2 separate regions of the Mus musculus genome follow, and region 2 is linked to region 1. A link is a loop called in an ENCODE intact Hi-C map of the cell type or tissue named here. Cell type or tissue: gastrocnemius. All regions are shown on one strand. Each heading gives the region's core, and the rest is flanking DNA. Links, peaks and the distances in the headings are about the cores only.

Evidence for each region. A loop is a pair of places that touch in the nucleus more often than their neighbours do. Peaks named below come from ENCODE experiments on the same cell type or tissue, not always from the same donor. Only the 100,000 strongest peaks of a DNase experiment are listed, where the experiment ranks them.
Region 2: it touches region 1 in a loop (2.8-fold over the local background); 4 of 42 quality-filtered maps call a loop at or near these places.

The regions. Positions count from the first base shown.
Region 1 is chr2:155,088,627-155,094,956 of GRCm38, forward strand. All of the region lies in intron 2 of Gm45609 (a long non-coding RNA gene), which reads left to right. Among named protein-coding and RNA genes, the nearest start is that of 2310005A03Rik, 8.3 kb to the right of the region's middle. In gastrocnemius, for the core only: no CTCF peak of the experiment used is centred there; no DNase peak of the experiment used is centred there; H3K4me3 peaks cover 279 bases.
Region 2 is chr2:155,140,716-155,147,045 of GRCm38, forward strand. All of the region lies in intron 2 of Itch (itchy, E3 ubiquitin protein ligase), which reads left to right. Among named protein-coding and RNA genes, the nearest start is that of Itch, 10 kb to the left of the region's middle. In gastrocnemius, for the core only: no CTCF peak of the experiment used is centred there; a DNase peak (open chromatin) is centred at 2,944.

The DNA.
Region 1 (6,330 bases), core at 1,376-5,375:
GCAGACGCTCATAGCCTCTGCACAAGGGGCTGGAGCTAGGATCATACGTCATACAGAAGCCAAAGCTGCTGTTTGAGCATACCTGTTTACTTATCTTTCTAGCACATGCTAGCCTGGATGTGAATACATCTTTCGGGAGCCATTTAATCTGCCACGGTCATTTTTCCAGCTCTAAAGCAGAGGTGAATCCTGTGAGGGTGTTTCCACCGTTAGATAAAGGACAGCAGTGTAAACTCCTAGTGTTATTGAATAGAGTGAAGGAAATGATGAATATAAGTTTGTTCCTGCCACATCCATACTTGGTGTTCCATTTTGAGTTATTATTATCAAGAGCAGTCCCATGAAACCCCTCAGTAGAGAGTTTTTTAAAAATTATTTATTTATAGCAGGGCTGTGAAGAAGTGCAGATCAGAGGACAACTTTTCCGTTGCAGGACTTGAACTCAGGTTGTCAGGTTTGTAAGGGGTAAATGCACACATCTTGATGGCCCTGTTTCTGGGACTCTCTGAGCTTCTGTTGAGTACAGAGCCTCTATTAGGCACCATAGGAGAAGGCTAAAAAAAAGCAATAGGCTCAGCATTGCTCTGTTTAGCAAAGGTAGCCATCTGCCTCACTCAAGCAAGGAAACAGGAAACCACCCTGAAAAGGTTGTCTGAGGGCTAAGATGGTGGCACTCTAGGCCAACTCTGCACGTTGATCCCACCTGTGCTCCAGGGTGGGGGATACTCCAGTGTTGGGGATACAAGTCTGAGGGCCCATTAAAAGGTGGCAGCGGGGCTGGAGAGAGATGGCTCAGTGGCTAAGAGCACTGATTGCTCTTTCAGAGGTCCTGAGTTCAATTCCCAACAACCACATGGTGGCTCACAACCATCCGTAATGAGATCTGATGCCCTCTTCTGGTGTGTCTGAAGACAGCTACAGTGTACTTACATATAATAAATAAATAAATCTTAAAAAAAAAAAAAAAGGTGGCAGCTGCTGGGCGTGGTGGCGCACGCCTTTAATCCCAGCACTCGGGAGGCAGAGGCAGGTGGATTTCTGAGTTTGAGGCTCCACAGAGTGAATTCCAGGACAGCGAGGGCTATACAGAGAAACCCTGTCTCAAACAAACAAACAAAACAAAACAAAAAAAAAGAAAGGTGGCAGCTATGCATCCCAGAGCACCCAGAGCTTGGTCCCCAGACCCACCAACCTTTTCTGGATCAGCATACGGTGGCCAAGCTGCACTGCATGACCTCATCCACCCAGAGGGCCAGAGTGCTCTGTGAAACCTGCTCTGGTGGCAAAGGAGATCAAGGAGTTCAAAATCCAGCACTGCAGGCACTGCGGAGATGGCTCTGCAGTTAAGAGCACTGGCTGATCTTCCAAAAGCCCTGGCTTGGGTTCCTAGGCCCTTCATGGTGGCTCACACCATCTGAATCTCTGGGGGATGGGGGTATGATGCCCTCTCCTGACCTCCATTGGCACCAAGCACACAAGTGGTACACATACATACATACATACATACATACATACATACATACATACATACCAAAAGACAAAAACAGGAACAAAAAACAAACATAAAAAACCAATTCATATACATAAAATGTGGGGGATAGGGAGGTGGGTAGGTTCAAGACAGGGTTTCTCAGTGTGACTAGCCCTGGCTATCCTGAACTTGCTTTGTGACCAGGCTGGCCTCAAACTCACAGAGATCCACCTGTCTCTGCCTCCCAAGTGTTGGGTCTAAAGGTGTGCACCACCACACCTGGCTAAAATAAATATTTTTAGATGATATAGTTATTCTTATTTTATATGCGCTGGTGTTTTGCCTACATGTGTGTCTGTGTGAGGGTGTCAGATCCTCTAGAACTGGAGTTATAGACAGCTGTGAGCCACCATGTGGGTGCTGGGAATTGAACCCAGGTCCTCTGGAAGAACAGTTAATGCACTTAACATCTGAGCCATCTCCCCAGCCCCATAAAAATAAATCTTTAAAAAAAAAAAAAAAGCCTTGTACTTTGAGAGTGCCAACTTAGTGCGGCTGCGTGCACCCTGAAACCCGGAAGGAGGAAAACAGTGCAAACAATGTTACCTGTCACCTGTAGGAAAGGATGTAGGATTAACAAGTGTTTGTGTAAAAGTGAGAAGGAAGCCATGGATGGAGAAAAGATACCTACAGCATGTTTATCAGACCAAAAGCTCAAATCCTGTATACATGAGGCTCTCCATAAGGTGACAAGAAAAAGGCAAACACTCGGAAACACTAAAGCTAGAAAGAGTGCCAGAACCAGGTCTTCCAAAACGAGAGAGATCTACGTGGCAGGATTGCTTTATTTTATGGAATTTTTGTTTTGTTTGTGTGTGTGTGTGCACGCTCGCAGGAGACCAAAGAAAGAAATCTATCTTCCACTACCAGTTGTCACTCTATTCTCTTGAGACGTGGTGCCGGGCGTGGTGGCGCACTTTGCTTGGCTCTCTTCCAGTCTGGGGCTCAACTGGCAATCAGTGAGCACCAGAGACCTTCTGGCTCCCCATGCTCCAAACTAGGGTTACAGGAGCACTGGCCACGCCCAGGTTGCTGTTGTTTGGGCTTTGTGAGGCAGCATTGCCCTACAGAGCTCTGCCTGGCTGGGAGCTCATATTCTCCTGTCTCCGGCAGCTGCTTAGCTGGGATGGTAGATGGGCCTCATTTTACCTGACTGCAGCTGCTTTTCACTCTCCAGAAGCAAAGCCGTCCTGACTGTTATCTAGTCCCTCTTCCCATCACAACAGCAGTTCTTTAAGCTCTGTACTATCCAGTGCCCTGCTGCTTCCCTGACTTGACCTCCCCCATTCACTGCCTGCTGCCCTGTGCTCTTCTTATCCCTCCTAAGCCATCTCCTTGGACAATTGTCATCTCATGAGGTTGTCCACACCCTACCTTGGCCTCTCCACTCCTCACCTCCTGACAATCCATGACCTTCACCTTTACTTCAGCCTTTTACTCTGTGGCCACACTTTGGACCTTAACCTCCACAACTCTACTCAGAAGTTTGCTACAAATTGTCTAAAGTCCAGCTGCAGAGGGCTCAGAAATGGAAGGACGTTTTAATCCCTGATTTACAAGAGCCAGTACTTGGCAGGTTCCGGGTCCATTAATTTAGTAGCAGATCTGTAGCTTCCACCACGACCCAGGTTCTTTCTCCATATTCTGCTATCACCAGGCATTAGCTGGGCCATCAGACTAGCTTCTCACAAGCTCAGCAGACAGCTACTGAAACTGAACTATCTTATCTTTAGGACAGTGTCCAGAAGCAGAAGAGAGGGCCTCAGCAGCCTTCTACTATTTTGTATCAAGGAAAGAAAATCTCCAAGCCAGCAAAGAGAATAAGGAGTTCAGGGTCACTCTTGTCTCTCTGTGTCTACTTCCAGAGCAGCATGCGCTATCCGAGATCCAGTTTCAAAGAAAGGAGATTTTCTCAGATGTCTCCCCACTTTGACTCCAACTGCCTAGTAAAAAATTTTCCATGACTAACATTGTTCTCTGCCCATCACTTAGCTCAGTGCTTGAAGGTCAGCAAAATTAGACTCAGTACACGAAGCAGAAAAGAAAAGAAAAATGAAGAGGATTAAGAAAGTAATGTTTCGGGCTGGTGAGATGGCTCAGCGGGTAAGAGCACCCGACTGCTCTTCCGAAGGTCAGGAGTTCAAATCCCAGCAACCACATGGTGGCTCACAACCATCCGTAACGAGATCTGACTCCCTCTTCTGGAGTGTCTGAAGACAGCTACAGTGTACTTACATATAATAAATAAATAAATCTTTAAAAAAAAAAAAAAAAAGAAAGTAATGTTTCAAATAGGCATGGTGGCACTTACCTGTAACGCCAGTATTTTGGATGCTGAGGAAGGAGAATTAAGAATTTGAGTCCAGCCTGGGCTACTTAGTGAGTTCAAAGCCATCCAAGCCATGTACTGTGATCTTTTAAAAACACATTTCCTAGATAAGAAGCATTTGAGCCAGGTGTGCTGGTGTATTCCTTTAATCCCAGCACTTGGAAGGCAGCGGCTGAAGGATCTCTGACAGTTCAGGGCCAACCTGGTCTACATAGAGAATTCCAGTCAGAGCTACAGTAGAAACTTGTCGTGGGGGGGGGGGATTTTGGAGATAAACTATCTAATTGCTAAGATAATTTCCTGGTTTCATTAGAAACCCAAAGTCTATCTTTCTACTCCACTTCATGCAGTTTCTATCAAAGCCACCCCCATAGTCCACAGTGGCTTCTCTGATTCCATCAGTTATATGTTCAATCCAGGAAGAAGGAAGGAGGGGGAAAAAGGGTGTGTGTGCACTATATGGCCTGAGTGTTTATGTTTAATATTTCATAATTAAATCTGAATTATTTATTGAGCACTGCCTATTAAGTACTTTTGGAATGCCAAACAAATTAATGGCATTCACTGTCATTCTCACAAAATTTTTGTGAGTATGAAGTTAGAAAACTTATATTTTTCCTAGTACCAATAATGGAATGTAGAGCCTCATGGGTGATAAGCAAGTATTATGTATAACATCACTAAGCCACACCCTTCCTCTGCTTTTCCTTTATCCTTTTTTTTTCTTTTTCAAGAGCCATTTATTTTTATTTTATGTGTATGAGAACTATTTATTTTTTATTTTATGTGTATGAATGTTTTGCCTTTCTGTGTGTGTACCACCTATGCATGGTGCCCATGTTGGCCAGAAGAAGACAGATCATCTCCACCTAGAATAATAGATTGTTGCTGTTGTGGGGCATCCGCCAGAGAAGACTGCTTGGATATGGGCTTCAGCCAATGAAAAGTCTCTCTTAGCCAGCTGGTAACCACACTCAGTGTTTGGGATCCCAGTGTAGCTCTAAACCTTGCTCAGGGCGAGCTCTTAAGCCCAAAAACCATGTCCTGGGCTGACACACTTCAGTTAACGAGAACAGGAAATAACTGACCGTGGAGTCAGTTGTACTAAGGTCTCAGACCTGTCACAGTTGTCAGCCACCATGTGGGTGCAGGAAACGAAACTTATCAGATCCTCTGGAAGCAAGAGCTCTTAACACAGAGTCTTCTCTAGCTGGCCTCTCTCTCTCTCTCTCTCTCTCTCTCTCTCTCTCTCTCTCTCTCTCTCTCCTTTCTTTTTTCTTCTCTTTCTTTTCTTTCTAAGCAAGGTCTCATGTAGCCCAGGCTGGCCTCCAACTCACAATGTAGCTGAAGCTGGCCTTGAACTCCTGATCCTCTTGTCTCTACCTCCCAAGTGCTAAGATTACAAGTGTGAAGACCATGCCCAGCTTTTCCCCTTTCTTCCCTGCTGGAACGGTTTTTCTAAGTAGCCCAGGCTGAACTCAAACTCTAAATCTCCTACCCACACTTTTCAAGATTCTCAAGTGCTAGAATTGTAGACCCATGTGCCTTAGTCACTGTTCTGTTGTCACTGTAGCAGTGTAACTGGGTGCCTTAGTCACTGTTCTATTGCTGTGAAGAGACACCATGGCCACCAAGACAACTCTTATAAAAGAAAACATTTAACTGGCACTGGCTTATGGTTTCAGAGGTTCGTCCATTAACATCACTGTGGGTAGCATGGTGGCATGCAGGCAGACATGGTGCTGGAGAAGTAAGTAGCTGAGATTTCTATATCCTGAACTGCACACATATATATATGTGTGTGTGTGTGTGTGTGTGTGTGTGTGTGTATAAAATCTGTCTAAAGTCATGCCAAAAGCTGGAAAGAAACCAGATGTCCCTCAACAGTGGAATGGATACAGAAAATGTGGTACACTTACACAATGGAGTACTACACCACTACTAAAAACAATGACTTTACAAAATTTGCAGGCAAATAGATAGATCAAGAAAATAACATCCCGAGTGAGGTAACTCAGTAACAAAAGAACACATATGGTAGGTACTCACTGATAAGTGGATATTAAGCAAAGAGTGTGGAATACCCACAATAAAACTCAAGGGCCACATGAAGCTCAAGAGGAAGACCAAAGAGTGGATGCTTCAGTCCTACTTTGAAGGAGGAACAATATAATCAAGGGAAATAGAGGGTGGGAGGGACTTAGGGGGAAAGAGGGGCAGAATCAGGTAAGGGAGGAGATGAAGATGTACAGAGGGTCAGGAAATTGAACAGAGGTGTGTAGCAATGGGGGATGGGGAACTGGGGGTAACAACCAGAAAGTCCCAGATGCCAGGAAAGCAAGAGCCTCCCAGGACCCCATGGGGATGACATTAGCTGAAATACCCCACAAACGGGAAGGAGAACCTGTTGAGACTATATCCAGAGGTTAGGCATGGACCCCTGGTTGAGGGATAGGGCCACCCGTCCATC
Region 2 (6,330 bases), core at 785-4,784, 51 kb after region 1:
ACAGCTGCCAAGATTTGCAGCGTGCTTGTTCTGGGATTTTTCCTTTAAATTATAATAAAATTATCCTCAGACTTAATGGCTACATCTGTTAATGCTATAGTCATGTACACAAAGTACATATATACCACACATGCACCAGTGAGCACATGGGCACATACACACATAAAACACACACGCACATACACACACCAGTGAGATGAAGCAGCAAAAAATGGTTTGAGCAAGCCTGATGACTCAGTTTAGATTTCTAGAACCCATGGTTGAAAGAGAGAACTGACTCCTGTAAGTTGTCCTCTGATTACCCACGCTCATACACACACACACACACACACACACACAATGATAATGATTTTTTTTTTTTTTTAAGAAAGAATGGCATCATGGCACATGCCTTTAATTCCCGAACTTGGGAGCCAGAGGCTGGCAGATCTTTGTGAGTTCAAGGCCAGTCTATATAGTAAGTTCTAAAACAGCGAAAGCACAAGGTCAAGGTCAAGGCTATCCTTGTTTACTGAGCAAGTTTGAGGCGGCCTGGACTAGTACCTAAGATCTTGTCTCAAAAAGAGACACACACCAGAAAAAGAAGAAAGAAAAAGAAAGACTCGGTCCCTGAGGATTAGTGCCTAACCCCTTGAGACAATTAGTTGCCAGTCACCAACATCTCTTGGCCCTCAAGCATACTTTGTCTCCACCATGAATATTAATGTTTATTCTTTTCTCATTTGTGTGATCTTTCGATTTAGTTTGTGTTAATTAATCTCCCTATAAATGCCTAAGACAGAATAAGGCTTGGTTGGCTTCTTAAAGGAGCCTCACCAGCTGTAATCAAATGCTTGCTTAAATATGCTCTTTTTGATACCTATGGAGAAAAAGGAAGTGGATAATGGTGTGATTTGTAAAGGAAGTTGTAAGAGGGAGAAGAGGTGATTAGTAATTAGAGTGCAAAGACATTGTTTCAGATTGGTGCAGGCATAAAGATGAAATATGTAGATTTTTTTTTTTTTTTTGAGACAGGGTTTCCCTGTATAGCCCTGGCTGTCCTGGAACTCACTTTTTAGACCAGGCTGGCCTTGAACTCAGAAATCCACCTGCCTCTGCCTCCCAAGTGCTGGGATCAAAGGTGTGCGCCACCACGCCCAGCCGAAATATGTAGATAAAAAAGGTGTTATCTGCAATAAAGAAGCAAATTAGCTTCTATTCCTTCAATGTTGGTCTAACTTATCAGACAAATATAAAGAAGTCTCCCAGTACTGTAAAAGACTTTCTGTTTCCAAATATCTTAAAATGTTCCTCAAAGTATCCATTTTGCCCCAGCTCACAAAGCAGTTCATTTTGGAAAGATACCTGGGAGACTTATGTTGTAGTTTTTGTCTTAGGTAATCTTCTGCAGTTGACTTAAATCTGTCAGGGTCTTGTATCTCCCCCCCACCCCTTCCAAAAAAAAAAAAAAGGTAGTATAGCTAACACTGACTGGCCTTAGGTCACTGTGTACCTAAGGATGACCTTGACCCAAGTGCTAGAATTCCAAGGATGCCCCACCCCACCCCTGTCTACTGAGGGTTTGCCTATGAAGTTGCAGATGCCTTCCTGTTCAATCTCTTATTATACTTTGTGTTTCATGTGCTGACTCACTACTTCCTTAGGGCTTTGTTAGCATCACCATATAGGACTGACTGGTATCAGCAACATAAGGTTTTCTAATATTTACTGCTTTTACAAGTAAGGAGCTAGAGCCAGCCTTATTCCCAGTACTTAGAAGCAGAGGCAGCTGGATATCTGAGTTTGAGGCCAACCTGTTATGCCTGGTCTAAAGAGACTCTGTCTTTAAAAATAAATAAATAAATAAATAAATAAATAAATAAATAAATAAATAAATAAATAAATAAACAAAACAATAGAGTGGAGGTATGTTTTCTTCTGTTTTAAACTTTGACACAAAGACTTGAAGGAAACAAAGAATAGAAATGTTAGTGGGTTTTGTTATTTTTTGAAACAGGGTCCCATGTACCTCAAGCTGGCCTCTAAGTTACTATGTAACTGATGCTGGTCCTGCATTCATGAGCCTTCTGCCTTTTCCTCCCAGTGCTGGCGTTACAGACTTGGACACAATGCTGGATTAAATTGTTGAGCTGCTGCTGTGTTAGATCCTAAGGGATACTCAAATAGAAAATTCCTCCTGCTTTAAGAATTTTGTGAGGCTTTTTTTGGGGTGGGGAAGGAGGGGGCATCAGGAAAAAACTACTTGCAGTCACACTTCAGTATAAGAAATACCATAAAAAGATTGCATGGCATTGAAATGATTTTTATCTTGTGTTTCCTGGTTTCTTTAACATAGCTGAATATATTCTAAGTACCATTCCTAATTATCAGCCTGGTTATATTACGAATTATGAGATGTGGTTCTGGAAGTGTAAGTAGAGGACCACCCAGCATTCACAAAGCCTTTAGTTTGTCCCACAGCATAACATAGTGATCCCAGCACTCAGGAGGATCAGAAATTCATGGTCATTTTTAGTTATATAGCAAGTTTGAGCCCTTTGGGACTACATGAGACCCTTCTCAAGAGAAGAAAGGAAGAGAAAAAAGAAAGAAGAAAAAGCAGTATTTACTAGTAAGAAACTTGCCATTTCTCTCCACGTCTAGAAACTTTACCCTAATATTTAGACATAGTTTTCTACCCCAGAAAAGAGAAGCATTTTCATACCATACTATTTATAGTAACAGCAGCATATTGAGCTTAGTCCCTACAGAAAGGCCAACAGTGGCTTGCTTGCTTTCTGGTATTTTGTGTGTGTATGTGTATGGTCAATGTGTGTATGTGTATGGTGAATGTGCACATGTGTATGCCTAGAATGGAAGAGGACAGTCAGGTGTCATATCACCCTGCACCATATGCCCCTGACAGATTTCTCAGAGATTTAGAGTTAAGTTGGCTGCCGCCAAGCCTTGGCAGTCCTCCTGCCTGTGCTCCCCACAACACTGGAGTTGTGGGCTTGGCCATACTTGGCTTCTTCTGTGGGTGCTTAGGTTTGAACTCAATTTCTCATGATTGTGCACAATAAGTGTTTTATCCACTAAACCATCATTCAGCCCCGCCATAGACTTGCTCTTTGAGGAAATAGATACTGTTTTATTTGGGTTTCACATTTTATGAGAGAAAACTTGTTTGTTTTTTGAGGCAAGGTTTCTCTGTATAGCTCTGGCTGTCCTGGAACTCACTCTGTAGACCAGGCTGGCCTTGAATTTACAGAGATTTACCTGTCTCTGCCTCCTGAGTGCTGGGATTGAAGGCATGTGCCACTGCTACCCAGCAAAACTTTTTTTTATTACATTTATTTATTTGTGTGTATGTGTTGAGGTGGGTGGGGATGTTGCTTTAGTACATGTGTGGAGGTCAGAGGACAACTTGCAGGAGTAGGGTCTCTACACCCTGTGAGTTTTGGGGATCAGACTCAGGTTGTTGGATTTGGCAGCAAGCACCTTTATCTGCTGTTTGCATTTGGATAAAATAATTTACTCCTTAGTTATCAGTGTAAATAAGGACAAAGCTTTAAATGCAATCTTGATATTAGAAAGGATGCTAAAGGTTCACTCTTTAGAGGTTAACTGCTTCAGAGTTGGAGAGATAGGGGTTTTCATAAATTGGCAGTTTGACCTTGGCCAAATCATTTACTCTTTTTAGGGAGAACATTGTAGACTTAGGTGTTTGTATGAGCTAGATAAACATTTAAGTCTGTAAAGACAGATTAGAGTGAGACTTTGTGAACTTGGAAAGTCGTTGGCTCATTATTATTGCTAGGTTTTGTTTGAGACCATATCATGTGTTGTAGGTGGGCTTTTGTCCTCTCCACATAGCAAAAAATTACCTTGGACTTTAAAATTTCTATTATTATTATATAAGGGTTGGGTCATGCTTTTGTGAAGTCAGAAGACTTATCTTTTAGAGTTGGTTCTTTCCTCCCTTCGTTACATGGCTTCCAAATAGTAAACTCAAGCTGTGAGACTTGGACAAGTGCCTTACCTCCTGAGCCACTCACCAACCCCCATGACTTTGAACTTGTAATCCTTTGCTTCCTGAGTGCTGGGATTACAGCATGTGTACCACTTTGTGGTACTGTGCATTGAACCCAGGCTTCTTACATGTGAGGCAGGAAGGAGCCATATCTGCTGAGCTGCATCCCCATCCTTTTATTTTCCTTTTGAGCCAGTCTAACTTGGAAGCCCTAGCTGGAAGCTACTCAATGGCAGTCCTTCTGTGATTACAAGCTTGAGCTACCATACTCTACCCTTGAAATCTGAAAACAGGGTCTTACTTTGTAGTCCAGGCTAACCTTGAATTTTAGATCCACCAGTCTCGTGAGATTTAGGATTGATTACAGGTCTGCACTGCAGGACCCAGTAGGTCCAGGAGGGTTTTTTTTGGTTTTGTTTTGTTTTGTTTTGTTTTGTTTTGTTTTGTTTTGTTTTGTTTTAATGGTTTCATGCAGCCCATGTTGGCCTCAAATTCTCTATGACTTGAACTTCTGATCCTCCTGTATCTGAGTGCTGAGATTATAGGAATGTGCCACCACATCTGATTTATGTAGTGCTGGGGATTCAACCCAGGGTATCAGGCACTTTGGCATATATTCTACCAACTGAACAGTACCCTCAACTGAAACTAAGGTTTGTTTGTTCTTTTTCCTCTCTGACGCAGGGTTTCTCTGTGTAGTCCTGGCTGTCCTGGAACTCATCTCTTTAGACTAGGCTGGCCTTGAACTCAGAGATCAGCCTGCCTTTGCCTCCTGAGTGCTGGGATTAAAGAGTACATGCTTTTAAGTGTACAATAGAGTAAAACCATTGCTAGCCACCATGCCTGCCTTTAAAGGTTTGTTCTGTGCACGCCCTGCGCAAGCGCACGCTCGCGCGCGCATACACACACCATACACACCATACACACACACACAAACACACACACACACACACACACACTACCACAGTAGGTGAGATTATCCGTCTGCTATTTAGCCTAGTTTAGAAGTTCTACAATATATACAAACTTCAAAATATTTTATATGTTTTACATTTTGTTTGTTTGTTTTTATTTTTGTTTTTTGTTTTTCAAGACAGGGTTTCTCTGTATAGCATTGGCTGTCCCTGGAACTCACTCTGTAGACCAGGCTGACCTTGAACTCAGAAATCCTCCTGCCTCTGCCTCCCAAGTGCTGGGATTAAAGGCATTCTCCACCACTGCCCGGCTCAAATACTTTTTTTTTTTTTTTTTTTTTTTTGGTTTTTCCGAGACAGGGTTTCTCTGTGTAGCCCTGGCTGTCCTGGAACTCACTTTGTAGACCAGGCTGGCCTCGAACTCAGAAATCCGCCTGCCTCTGCCTCCTGAGTGCTGGGATCAAAGGCGTGCGACACCACACCCAGCTTCAAATACTTTTTAATCAACTGAAATATTACTTGAGGTTTCAGGAAAAGCCACAGATGTAGTGGTTGTAAAAGTTAAAACGTTTTCAAGATTAGAAAAATAAATTGTGAAATATAGACATGGATTCAAGTTATTCTGAATGACCTGCTTCTAAGTAGAAAGGATACATGAGTTTATTTTAATCAAATCATAAAACCACATATCAACATATATAATAGTACATTGCCATGTATGAGGTAACTGAGCTACTAAAAGCCGTAGATTTGACATTTTTCTTTTGTCTTTATTATTTATTTTATTTATTTTTATGAGACAGGGCTGGCCCAGAATTCATTGTGTAGACCAGGATGGCCTTGAGTTCAAGTACAAATTTGACTGGCTTTTCCTCCTGAGTGCTGGGGTTAAAGGCATGTACCACCATGCCTGGCTTGTTTGTTTGTTTGTTGGTTTAGTTTTTTTGAGACAGGCTTTCTCTGTGTAACAGCTCTGACTTGCTCTGTAGACCAAACTGGTCTCAAACTCACAAAGATCCAATGCCTCTGCCTCCCAAGAGCTGAGATTAAAGGCGTGGTCACTATGCCTGGTCTTATTTTTTATTTTTTTTAGACACGTTCTCAATATGTAGTTTATGTTGACCTGTAGGTGGGGCTGGCCTCAAATTCACTCTTTCCCATCTGTCCCTCAAGTGCTAGGATTCCAGACATACACCACTGTGCCTATCGGGTGTTACAGCATTCCTAACTTTTGGGTTGATGGAGGGTAGTGATTTATTAAGCTTAACAGTACTTCCTCAAGCTTTACCTATGTCATGAGAAGTGGAACTACTGCTTTATATGGTAGTTTTTAATGTTAGAAAGAACCTCACAGGGACAGTGTACTGTACTCCCCCTACCCCCCAGGAACAGAACACTAGGGTT